2 separate regions of the Mus musculus genome follow, and region 2 is linked to region 1. The links are chromatin contacts, found by Hi-C in ENCODE. All regions are on one chromosome and are shown on one strand. Each heading gives the region's core, a stretch centred on a gene start or an enhancer-like site at or near the end of the contact. The rest is flanking DNA. Distances are from core to core; before and after follow the strand shown. Region 1 overlaps St3gal2 (ST3 beta-galactoside alpha-2,3-sialyltransferase 2). Region 2 holds the start of Cbfa2t3 (CBFA2/RUNX1 translocation partner 3).

What was found. Hi-C counts contacts between places; a loop is a spot of excess contacts on that map.
Region 2: a map of T-helper 17 cell shows a loop between it and region 1 (27-fold over the local background). The contact joins the promoter of Cbfa2t3 here to the enhancer-like site in region 1. A Hi-C loop is called at or near these places in 5 of 37 maps with a recorded cell type or tissue (T-helper 1 cell, T-helper 17 cell, T-helper 2 cell and 1 more).

Annotation. Positions count from the first base shown.
Region 1 is chr8:110,967,843-110,973,169 of GRCm38, forward strand. St3gal2 (ST3 beta-galactoside alpha-2,3-sialyltransferase 2) reads left to right here. Exons shown (of 7, transcript NM_009179.3): 5 at 1,346-1,391; 6 at 1,702-1,821; 7 at 2,260-4,655. The coding sequence ends at 2,433. Among named protein-coding and RNA genes, the nearest start is that of Gm51551, 19 kb to the right of the region's middle. Within about 2 kb of position 2,494, at least 1 of the 3 ENCODE cell types and tissues checked has a DNase peak (open chromatin) inside an H3K27ac peak, as active enhancers do.
Region 2 is chr8:122,676,030-122,680,706 of GRCm38, forward strand. It overlaps Cbfa2t3 (CBFA2/RUNX1 translocation partner 3), which reads right to left and starts at 2,146. Exons shown (of 12, transcript NM_001109873.1): 1 at 1,833-2,146.

The sequences.
Region 1 (5,327 bases), core at 1,244-3,743:
CACTGAGGGTTTGTTGTTGTTCTTTTTTAAGATTTATGTATGTATTGTATGTATATGAGTACTCAGTCTTAATGCAACCCAGAAGAGGGCATCAGATCCCATTACTGATGGTTGTGAGCCACCATGTGGTTGCTGGGAATTGAACTCAGGACCTCTGGAAGAGCAGCCAGTGTTCTTAACCACTGAGCCATCTCTCCATCCCTGGTTGCCTTTTCTATTTATTGCTGTTTGTTTGTTTTATTTCTGAGACAAGCTCTTGATAAGCTGCTGAAACTGGCCTTAAATTTTCTCTGCAGCTGAAGCAGGCCTTGAACTTGTGATCCTCATGTCTCAGCTCCCCTACTGACTGGGATCACAGGTCTGTGTCACAAGGCCTGGTTTACCAAAAGTTTGTCAGGTTTTGTTGGCTTACATTTAAAAAAAAAAGCATTTATGTGAATGTGACTGAGTGTATATATGTGCACTGTATGTGTGCAAGAGCCCAAGGAGGTTGGAAGAGGACATCGGATTCTCAGGAACTGGGGTTATACAGGTGTTTGTGAGCTTCCATGTGGGTGCTGAGAACTAAATCTGATTCCTCTGCAAGAGCAGCAAATGCTGGTAACCACTGAACCATCTCCCCAGCTTTATTTGATTTGTTTTGTTTTTGTTTTTTTTTCTTCGAGACAGGGTTTCTCTGTATAGCCCTGGCTGTCCTGGAACTCACTTTGTAGACCAGGCTGGCCTTGAACTCAGAGATCCACCTGCCTCTGCCTCCCAAGTGCTGGGATTAAAGTAAAAAAAAATTTTTTTTAAAGTAGTAAGAAGGCCAAAAGTGGTTTAGCAATGGCTTACTCCTTATGCCTTGCTCAGTCTACTTTCTTATAGAAGCCAGAGCCACCGGCCTAGGGGTGGCTCCACCTACAATGGACTGGACCCTCCTATCAGTCACTAATTAAGAAAATGCCTCACAGCTAGATCTTATGGAGGCATCTTCTTAATTGAGGTTCTCCCCTCTCAGATGCCGCTAGCTTGCGTCAGGTTGACATAAAAAGTAGGCACACACACACACACACACACACACACACACACACACACACACACGGCGAGTTTGAGATCAGCTATTCCAAATGCTGAGTTTCCCAACAGAGAGCTTAGGGGAGAAAGGGTGAAACTGCAAGTTCCTAGGCTTGACTAGAGGATCCCAATTTTATCCCGAAAGCCACTGAAGGTTTTTATCATGGCCCTGCAGTGGCGAACATGCAACGGGAATAGGTCAGTCTAGAAATTGTGAGGGTGTCACTATTTGGTCATCAGGAGCAAATGTGTTGCCATCTGAAAGGTTTTTTTTCCTGTTTTCTTGCAGCACCTATGCCCCAGTGAAGTCCTTCCTTCGAGTGGACAAAGAGAAGGTAAGTTCTCTACCCCCTGTCTTTTGACTCTCACCACCATGGAAATTATGCTGGCTTATTCAAGCGATGCCAAGAGAGTGAGTGAGTTTTAGGATGGCCAGAGCTACCCAAGAGAAATCCTGTCCTGGGGGTGCAGGGGGAGGGGGCAGGTGTGGGATCTGCATCTGCTGGTATGCCTGACCCCTACAATGAACACAAGAACCTAGGAATACCCATGTGCTGCATTCCCGAGGAACTGCTAGAAGCTGTTCAGAGCCTGGCCCAAATCTCCAGACCTCCAAGCCCTTCATGTACCTTTCTCTCCTTGCAGGTCCAGATTTACAACCCAGCCTTCTTCAAGTACATTCACGACAGGTGGACCGAGCACCACGGGCGCTACCCTTCCACAGGAATGCTGGTGCTCTTCTTTGCACTACATGTGTGTGATGAGGTAGGCAGTCGGTGTTGTCTAGAGCAGAATTAGGAGAACCATAAACAGAGGAAACAGCCCTTTCCCCATCTTAGCTGTGGTTCCCGGGAAGTAGTTTTTGTAAACAGAAACCATGTTTTTTCATATCTGTTATTCCTATAAACAATATTTTTGCATTTCCCATCGTCATTACCTTTTAAGATTTACTAACAAAACTACTTCATTTAAAAGGCACATTTTTAGCAGGGTCATGGTGGCACCTGTAATCAGATACGGAGAGTTTGAGACAGGAGCAGCGTTTGAGGCCAACCTGGGCTACATAAGACCCAGTCGTGAAAAAGCGAAACACAAATGAGAAAGAGACAGAAGTCCCCTCTGAGTCAGTGCCCTTATGTCAGGCCTGGGTGTCCCCAACCACGCCCCCGACTCCCAGTGACCCCTGTGCCACCCTCCTCACAGGTGAACGTGTATGGGTTCGGGGCCGACAGTCGAGGCAACTGGCACCACTACTGGGAGAACAACCGGTACGCGGGCGAGTTCCGGAAGACAGGCGTGCATGACGCCGACTTCGAAGCCCACATCATCGACATGCTGGCCAAGGCCAGCAAGATCGAGGTCTACCGAGGGAACTGAGCGGCCCTGAGCGCCTTCAGAACCAGTCACTTCTGGGTCCGGCAAGCGCCGGTTGCAGCCCACCAATCAGACTGCGCCGTCCCCAGCAACCAATCAGTGCTGCAGTTGGGAGGAGCTTCTTTCTTAGCCAATCACGCAACTCAAGGAGAATTTCCGGCGCCGCCGTCTCCACCAATCATGGCCTTGGGAGGCGGCGGGCCTCGACCCCCTCCCCTAAACCTGCTTTGGATAAGAATTTTGATGCTTTTTAAGAGGCGGGTCTGGGGCTGGGCAGGAGCGCCTTGAACTGCTCATTTCCAGCTTAGGCCGGGTGGGTGAGTGAAGCCATCCAAAGAAATGTGGTTCCGGTGAGACACTCTCCAGGGCTTTCCGTGGCGCACCAGGTAGTAGGGGGTTGAATTCACCCCCTGTTGGGTTGATCTCCCTAGGGCCTCACTAGTGTCAGGAACGGGTAGGAAGCTTCACCGGGTCACATGCAAGGTGCTTCTCTCACATGTGCCCTCACTCCTGTCTCCTACCACCTTCTCAGCGTCTGTCCTTAGGTCCTGGGCCTCCTCTCCAGCTCACCTGTTGATTCGGAGACAAAGTGAGACCACCCTGACTCGGCTGCTTTTGCTCTCCCACACGTGACCCGTGTCTTTAGCCCTAAGGCGCGAGAGAGCAACACGGTTGGACAGTTGGCTGGAAAGGAGATCCCTGAGCATGTACCGTTTTCTTTCATTGTCACCCCAAAGAGGAGCAGGCAGCCTCTTGCTTGGGGGTAGGATTTGCTTTGGACTCATGCTTTAGTTACCCTCAAGCTGCCAGGGATGGCGATCCAACCAAGATTGCTTGACAATTGTTTGCGGGGCCTCGCGCAGATGGCTCGGAGCTTTGCTGGGGAGGAGCGGATTGGTGGCTGCCCTGCATGCCTCCTCCTGTCCGCACCTTTACCCTGCTTACTCGCCTGTTCTAACCTACTCTCCAGCTCCAGAAGGGCCGCTCAGTCAAGAATCAGGGGTTACAACTGGAAGCTACTTGCATGACTTGGTCACAGTTGAGGTTCACTGGGAGAAAGGGCTTCAGTGAATGTCTCAGGCCGCAGAAAACACGTCCCTGCTGCAGCGTCCACATAAATATTTCCCATTCTTAATGAGTTCACATTACCAAGCAGCCTGGTTGGGGGACAGTCACACATAAGGGAGAGTGTTAAGAGGTTTGGGATGAGGCAACAACCCTAAAAACTAATACATGGAGAACTTTGCTCGAGTCTGTTCCTTCCCAGTTTCAAAAGCACGGGTGGAGGAAAAAAAAAAAGGGAGGGGCGTATAGCAGAACCTCTCAGGGCTCGAACCATCGCACATAGTCACCGTTCCAGTTTTTGCCTGTCTCATCTCTGCTCTCAAGCTGCTGTGATGAGAAACGGGAAAGCAATGCAATTATGCCAAACAGTATTGAGAAGAGTAATTTATTTTTCTTCCCTTTGTTTTGTTTAAATCATGAATCCCCATTCTAGAAAAGGTAGGTCCCAGAATCTACATCTTTTTCTTCTAGAGTTATTTAAACATTCAACTTTCCCTTCCGTTTCTTTCCCTGAATTAAAAAGAACAAAGCCCATAGAGTCACTCATCTGTTCTGAACTGCACCATCCTAGGTGTCTAAGGAGGTAAGGGTGTTTGGGAGAACAACACAACTCTGATACCCTCTTACGGCTGAGGAGTCTAGTTCATGGGCTCTGTTCACTGAAGTCCCCCCTAAGGACTCTGAGTATTATGGTTTAAAAAAAAAAATCAACTTATTATGTCAGGCATGGTGGCATGTGCCCTTAATCCTAGCAGTTGAGAGGCTGAGGGGCAGGAAAAGAAGTTAAAGGCTAGCCTCAGCTACATGGTAACTTTCAAACTAACCTGGGCTACATGAGACCTTTCTTAAGGGGGAAAAAAAGGAGCAAAAAATCTCTAGTGAGTTCTCTCACGAGTTCTGACATTTTTCTGCTTAGCCCAATCGTGCTGTGTGGCCCACAGCTTGTTGCCAGTACAAAGTGCTATGCAAAGGAAGAGTTCTCTGGGAGAGCTGCGGAGGGCAGATAGTGCCTCTCTGAGTTTTGCCTGTCACTAAGGATAAATGCTTAAACTTCAGTAGGGTAACTGGAAAACAGGGGGGAATGTTGGGTCTGCACCTTAAACTACTCACTAAAATAGGTCGTATGGATCTTAGAACTAAATTAAAAAAAAAAAAAAACCAAACCCACAGGTAGTAAGTAGTACTTCTTGTCTTTTCAAGACAAGGTTTCTCTGTGTAGCCCAGGCTGGTCTGGAACTCAGAAATCCTCCTGCCTCTGCCTCCCAAGTGTCGGGACTACAGGTGTGCATCATCACAGTACAGATGGATTACCTTCCCCCACCCCAGCTGCTGTGATTCATCCCTGCAGTCTTAGCGAGGCTGAGGAGGTACACTAAACTAGTGTTGATTTTCTGAGAGAGCAGCTGTCTTGTACCTATGCTCTGTAGACCAGGCTGGTCTCAAATTCCTAGGAGATCCATCAGCTCTGCCTCGTGGGTTCCAGGGTATATGCTATTTAACAAAAAAAACTGACAGACATCAGATACATAAGTTTTGTCCTCTGGTCGTTTAACTCTTCTGTGATTATGGTTTCTGAGACTGGGGCAGGGCTGTTCTGTTAAAATAGATAGGAGACCAATGTGGAAGGCAGCATGTAGAGTTTTATGTTCATAAAACCTATCAGGATTGCACGAGGGTAGCTGGGTAGAAACAGCAATGGTCTGGGATGAGCTGTTTTTACTCCATTCTTAGACCAGAGATGGCCTGCCATGTGGCTTTAATTTTGCTTTTTTGAGACAGGGTTTCGCTTTGCAGACTAGGCTGGCCTCAAAACCAGAGGCCTTTCTGCCTTT
Region 2 (4,677 bases), core at 896-3,395, about 12 Mb after region 1:
TGGAGGTGGTAACTCAATTACATGGATAACCCGGTAACAGAGGAAGAGCCAGACAAGGACCTGAGAGCTGCTTGGACCACCCAGCAGCCCCAGAGCATCCTGCAAGGAACTGTCCAGGGGTGTCTTCCATATGCCAGCTCAGGCTTGGCACACAGCAAAAGATGGTGGTGTGCCAGGTACACATGGCCCTCCCTTTCTCCCCTCTCATCAAGATCACAGTACCTCCCGGGAGGGTGGATTCCGCCAGAAAATCAGTCCTAACGTGATATTCTCCCTCCCCGTGTCTGTCTAGCTCCCGGGCAGCACCGAGCACCACATCTGTTCCTTCTGTTCGCAGGGTTCCTCCTTTCTCTGCTTTTCCCTCTCAATGCACAAGAGTGGTTGTGCCCCCCCCCCAAAAAAAAAACAGTCCCAAATAGCGGCATTTTCTCAGCTTGGTGCTCTAACTGTGGGCTCCCAGTGCCAACTGGGGACAGCCACATCTTCTGACTTCCGCCCTTCAGTGGACCAAGGTGGGGTGACATCATGACCCCAGTGTAGCCCCCATCAGGATCCCTCCATGCACAAGACCAGAAATCTCTCACAGGGCTTTCCTACTTCTTCCCAGGCCAGGAGCCAAGTGCATTCTGGCCGGGTATGGCTGAACTCTCTCAGACCAGCCCCTGGGGTCTTAGGGAGATGAGAGAGTCCCAGTCTTGAGAAGTTTCTGAAACCTTCCAGCAACTTGCAAGGGCAATGCCAGGGCAAAGTGACCGCTCCCTTTGTCTTCTGCCAGCCCCATCCTCTGAGTGGCTGCCTGGGAACCTCCTGTTTCTGAGCGCCGGGAGGAAGCACACACCCAGCCAGACATAATGAAGCCACATCCTGGCCTCAGGATAGGAGGGACGGGTGTGACAGTTACTGGGATCAACCCTACAAACAGGAGCATGAGATCGTCTGTTATTTTGAGGAATTGGGCTCTGAAAGTCAGCTTTAGCTCACATGATCAGATAGTTCTATTCATGGAGCAGGGGGGTAGGTCCAGCCAGCACTGTGGTCAAGAAGCCCAAACACACCAAGTTCAGGGCCATGAGTTGAAAGGCAGCGGCTCAAAGCCAGGAGCTGCCAGCCTGGCTGCCTTCTGCTCCACCTTAGTCAGCCCGACTCCGGCTGAATTCCCAGCCATCTGTCCCTCCGCGGTGCTCACACCTCCTCACACCTCCTCCCCGCTGTTCCCACAGCCTGGCTCTGGGCCTGCCCTACACACAGATGGACCGTTCCCAAAGCCTGTGAGAAGGATCAGAGCCGGAGGCTGTGCCTGCACCTGGCTGTCAGGACCCCAGGGAGGGCGGTCAGGATCCCCTCCCGACCATCAGGAAGGATGCTCAGCTCCATGGCCCTAATGGCTGATCCAGGGACCAAAATAAGAGGGGGAAGGGCTAGAGAAAGCAGCAGACCCTCTCCTGCCAGCACTATCTCCCAGGAAGGTTGCCCTCCCGCTACTCCAGTCAGTCCCGAGCCCTGTCATTCAGGCTACCAGTCTTTGTCAGGAGACCCGGCACCCCAGGGGGCGCTTGTGGGTGGTGGTTGGGGAGCCCATACTCCCCCACCGACTCAGCTCCTACCTAAAGATGAACCACACACACTCTGGACAGGTCAAGCTGTCTGCTCACCTAGGGTGGCTGCAACTCAGTCAAATGAGTGGGCAGAGTTGGCTCCACCCTGCCGTGGGCACGAACTTTGTAAAGTGGAGGGGCTGGAGAGGGGGTGCAAAGCGAGGACCCCCGGGACGGCAGCAACCGGCAAAGTAGGGTGACAGCGGCGGTGTTGAACAGGGCAGGGGCGGCACTTACGGTCTGGAGCTCCAGGGGACCGTAGCTCTCTCGCAACCCGGCTCCCGAAGTGGCTTTTCCTTCTCACTGGGTCGCCACCTCCATAACTTGGGGGCGATCCGTACGCTGTCTTCTCGCGCTGCGCGGGGCTCAGGCGCGCGGCGGGGTCGGGGCGCGCGGGGCGACCGCCTGGGCCATGCCGAGTGCGTTCGGCCCCCAGCGCGGGAACAAAGCCCGCACGCTGCCCGGGTGGTTTCGGCCTCGGCGGCCGCCGGGTCCAGCCGCCGTGCTTTCGGCTCTGCTGCCGCGCGCTCGCCCGCGCGTCTCACCGAGTCCCGCGGCCCCCGCCCCGCGCGCTCCGCCCCCGCCTCCCGCGCCCCGCCGCCGCTGCGCCACCTGCCTCCAGCCCGACGCCCATCGCGCTCGCTCCGCCCCGGGGCGCCGGCCGCCGGAGAGAGGCCCGGTTCCGTGCGCCCGGCGCCGCCCAATGCCCAGAGCGGCTCCCGCCTCCACCGCCCGGGTGGCCGAGGGGCCCCGGGACGCGCCCGGCGGACTTGGCTATGGGGTCCGACTCAGGACGTAGGGACCTCAGGAGCGCCAGGCCGCGCGTGGGACCCCCGTACGGATGCAGGAGAGCGGGGCCGTGGAGTGGGAACGGGCCGAGGAGTCCCAGCGCGTAGCCAGTGCGTGCGGCGCGGGGCAACCCGGTGCGGGGCGGACTCCTAGCTGTGCGCCCCCGCCCCGCGCAGGCCGCGCCCCGGGAGGGCGGGCGAGCTGAGCGCACCGCACACACCCACCTCGGAGCAGTCGCAGCCCGACGGCGTCGCTGCTCCCGGAGCCGCGGTGTCTACTCCGGGACGGGGAGGCGGGCGCCCCTCCTTCGGCCGCCGCACCCCCCCTCACCCCCTTCGCAAGCCCTTCGGGGTACCCGGGCCACCTGCGCGTTCTGCCGGCAGGGGGCGCGCTCCACCCGCCGCGCTCGGCCTTGGTCCCCAAGGCGCCAGGCGACCTGCGGCAAGTGGGCTCAGGATCCCGCTCTCCCCACTGCCATCGGGGCCGGCGTTCGCATATGCTTTGCATTCGTTTGCATATCATTCATTTTAATGTCAACCTGAGGAAAAGCCCCCAGCCGCTGCTTCTGCTTGTCCGCGTCCTACTTTCTCTGCTTCCTCTGAGCCTGCTCCCCACCCACTTTACCCACTTTTCCTCGAGGCGCCTTGCGACAAGTCCCAGGCGTTCCTCCGGTTGGTACATTTGAGCAAACTCGCTGCACTTCCTTCCTTTCCCTTCCCAGTTTTTCACTCACTCACACTTTGCTTCTTTGAGACTAAGGAGAGACCCAGGGTCACCGCCTGCAGAGACAAGGGGCCAGAACTTCAGATCAGCGGGGGGGTGGGGGTGGGGGGGGCTTGATTTTCATCTCATTAGGCATACATCTGCATGTGAAGGATAAAAATCTAGCAATGTGCCAAAATTAAATAAATAAATAAGTAAAAATACCCTCCGTTTCTTTCCAGGCTTGCTGTAGTGGCTTGGTTTTCCCCAGTTGGGGTCCCTCTCAGGGGTTCACCTCTGCCTTCTTGAAAAAGCGTTCCTGCACGGTCCTCCTGGGGTGGGATCTGGGCTCCTTGGTTTCCCGGATCTCCCTCTGTGGAGGATGCTATCTAATCCTAGTCTGACACCTATAAAACTGTCCACATTTTCAGATCTCCCTGGCCACATGTATCAATCTTATAGAGGAGTGGAGGGTCCCGAGCCCATTTCACAGAGGAATGTGGATCTAGAAGAGTTGGCTATGTGGCTTGAGACCGCAAACTTTTTATCCCAGGCATATGGACACCAGCTGTGTGGCTGCTAGTGTGCTGTGTACACCGAGAAAGCAAAGGACAGTCCTCTTCAGAGATACTGTCGTGAAGAGTGGCCCCGGCAGAGTGGCCTCTCAGCAGACCTCGTAAGCCAGTCTCTGGGAGCTCAGCCTGAGGCAGGAGTGGGACCCTCAGCTTGAGCTGCAGGTTTACCCACCTCGTGCTGCTGGGTGGCATGTCTGTTTTGTGGTAAGTGGCCAGTGTGTGGCTTGAACTTAAGAAAGGTGCTCACAACCTCTGTTGGAGGTACAGAATTCAATGTGACAGGTAAACCTCTCAGCTAGGAAGCTCTCCCAAGAGAGAGCCATGGCTGCTGCACAGGGAGGAGATGGTGGGGGCCCTGAGGGCTGCTTTGTATGGAGTGGGCCGGCCCCACTGCAGCATAGTCACAACGAGTCCTGACAGCCGTTGTCCCTCCATTTTTCCACCAGCTGGAAAGACATTTCCAGAGCCCATTTGTTACCCACTTGGTCTCCCTGCTACTTTATGAAGAGCTGGTTCCCTGTGGAAATGTCCAGGTCACAGCTCTTCGACACTCTCATGTTACCTTATGGAAGCTCTCAACCCACACTGTGTATCCAGTCCATCTGCAAGACACACGCCTTCTCAGAACAACAAAGAGTCACCAAGCACCAGGGATCACGTGGACACCTTAGAGGCAGCAGCCGCTCAGGAAATCAGGTGCCGCCTGAAGCTCTTTATTGTCTATAGAGACCTGGGCTTGATTCAATTCAAAGGAGCCACTTTCTCTTGCTTATGGCAGTGTGGCTTTCCCCAGTGAAGTCAGCTCTCTACCTTTATCTGGTCCCTGCTTCCCACGAGGCTGTGAGAGGGGCTGTGCCTGCCCGAGCTGACAGTACAGAGCTCACAGTACAGAGCTGACACCAGACTTGCAGCTGGGGGCTCTTCTTAGAACAGAAGCCCCTTTCTCTAAAGAAAGCAATCTCAATGTCTAACACTTCCAGCTACACCTGGGTTGTTTCTGCTATCCTCACCCCCCA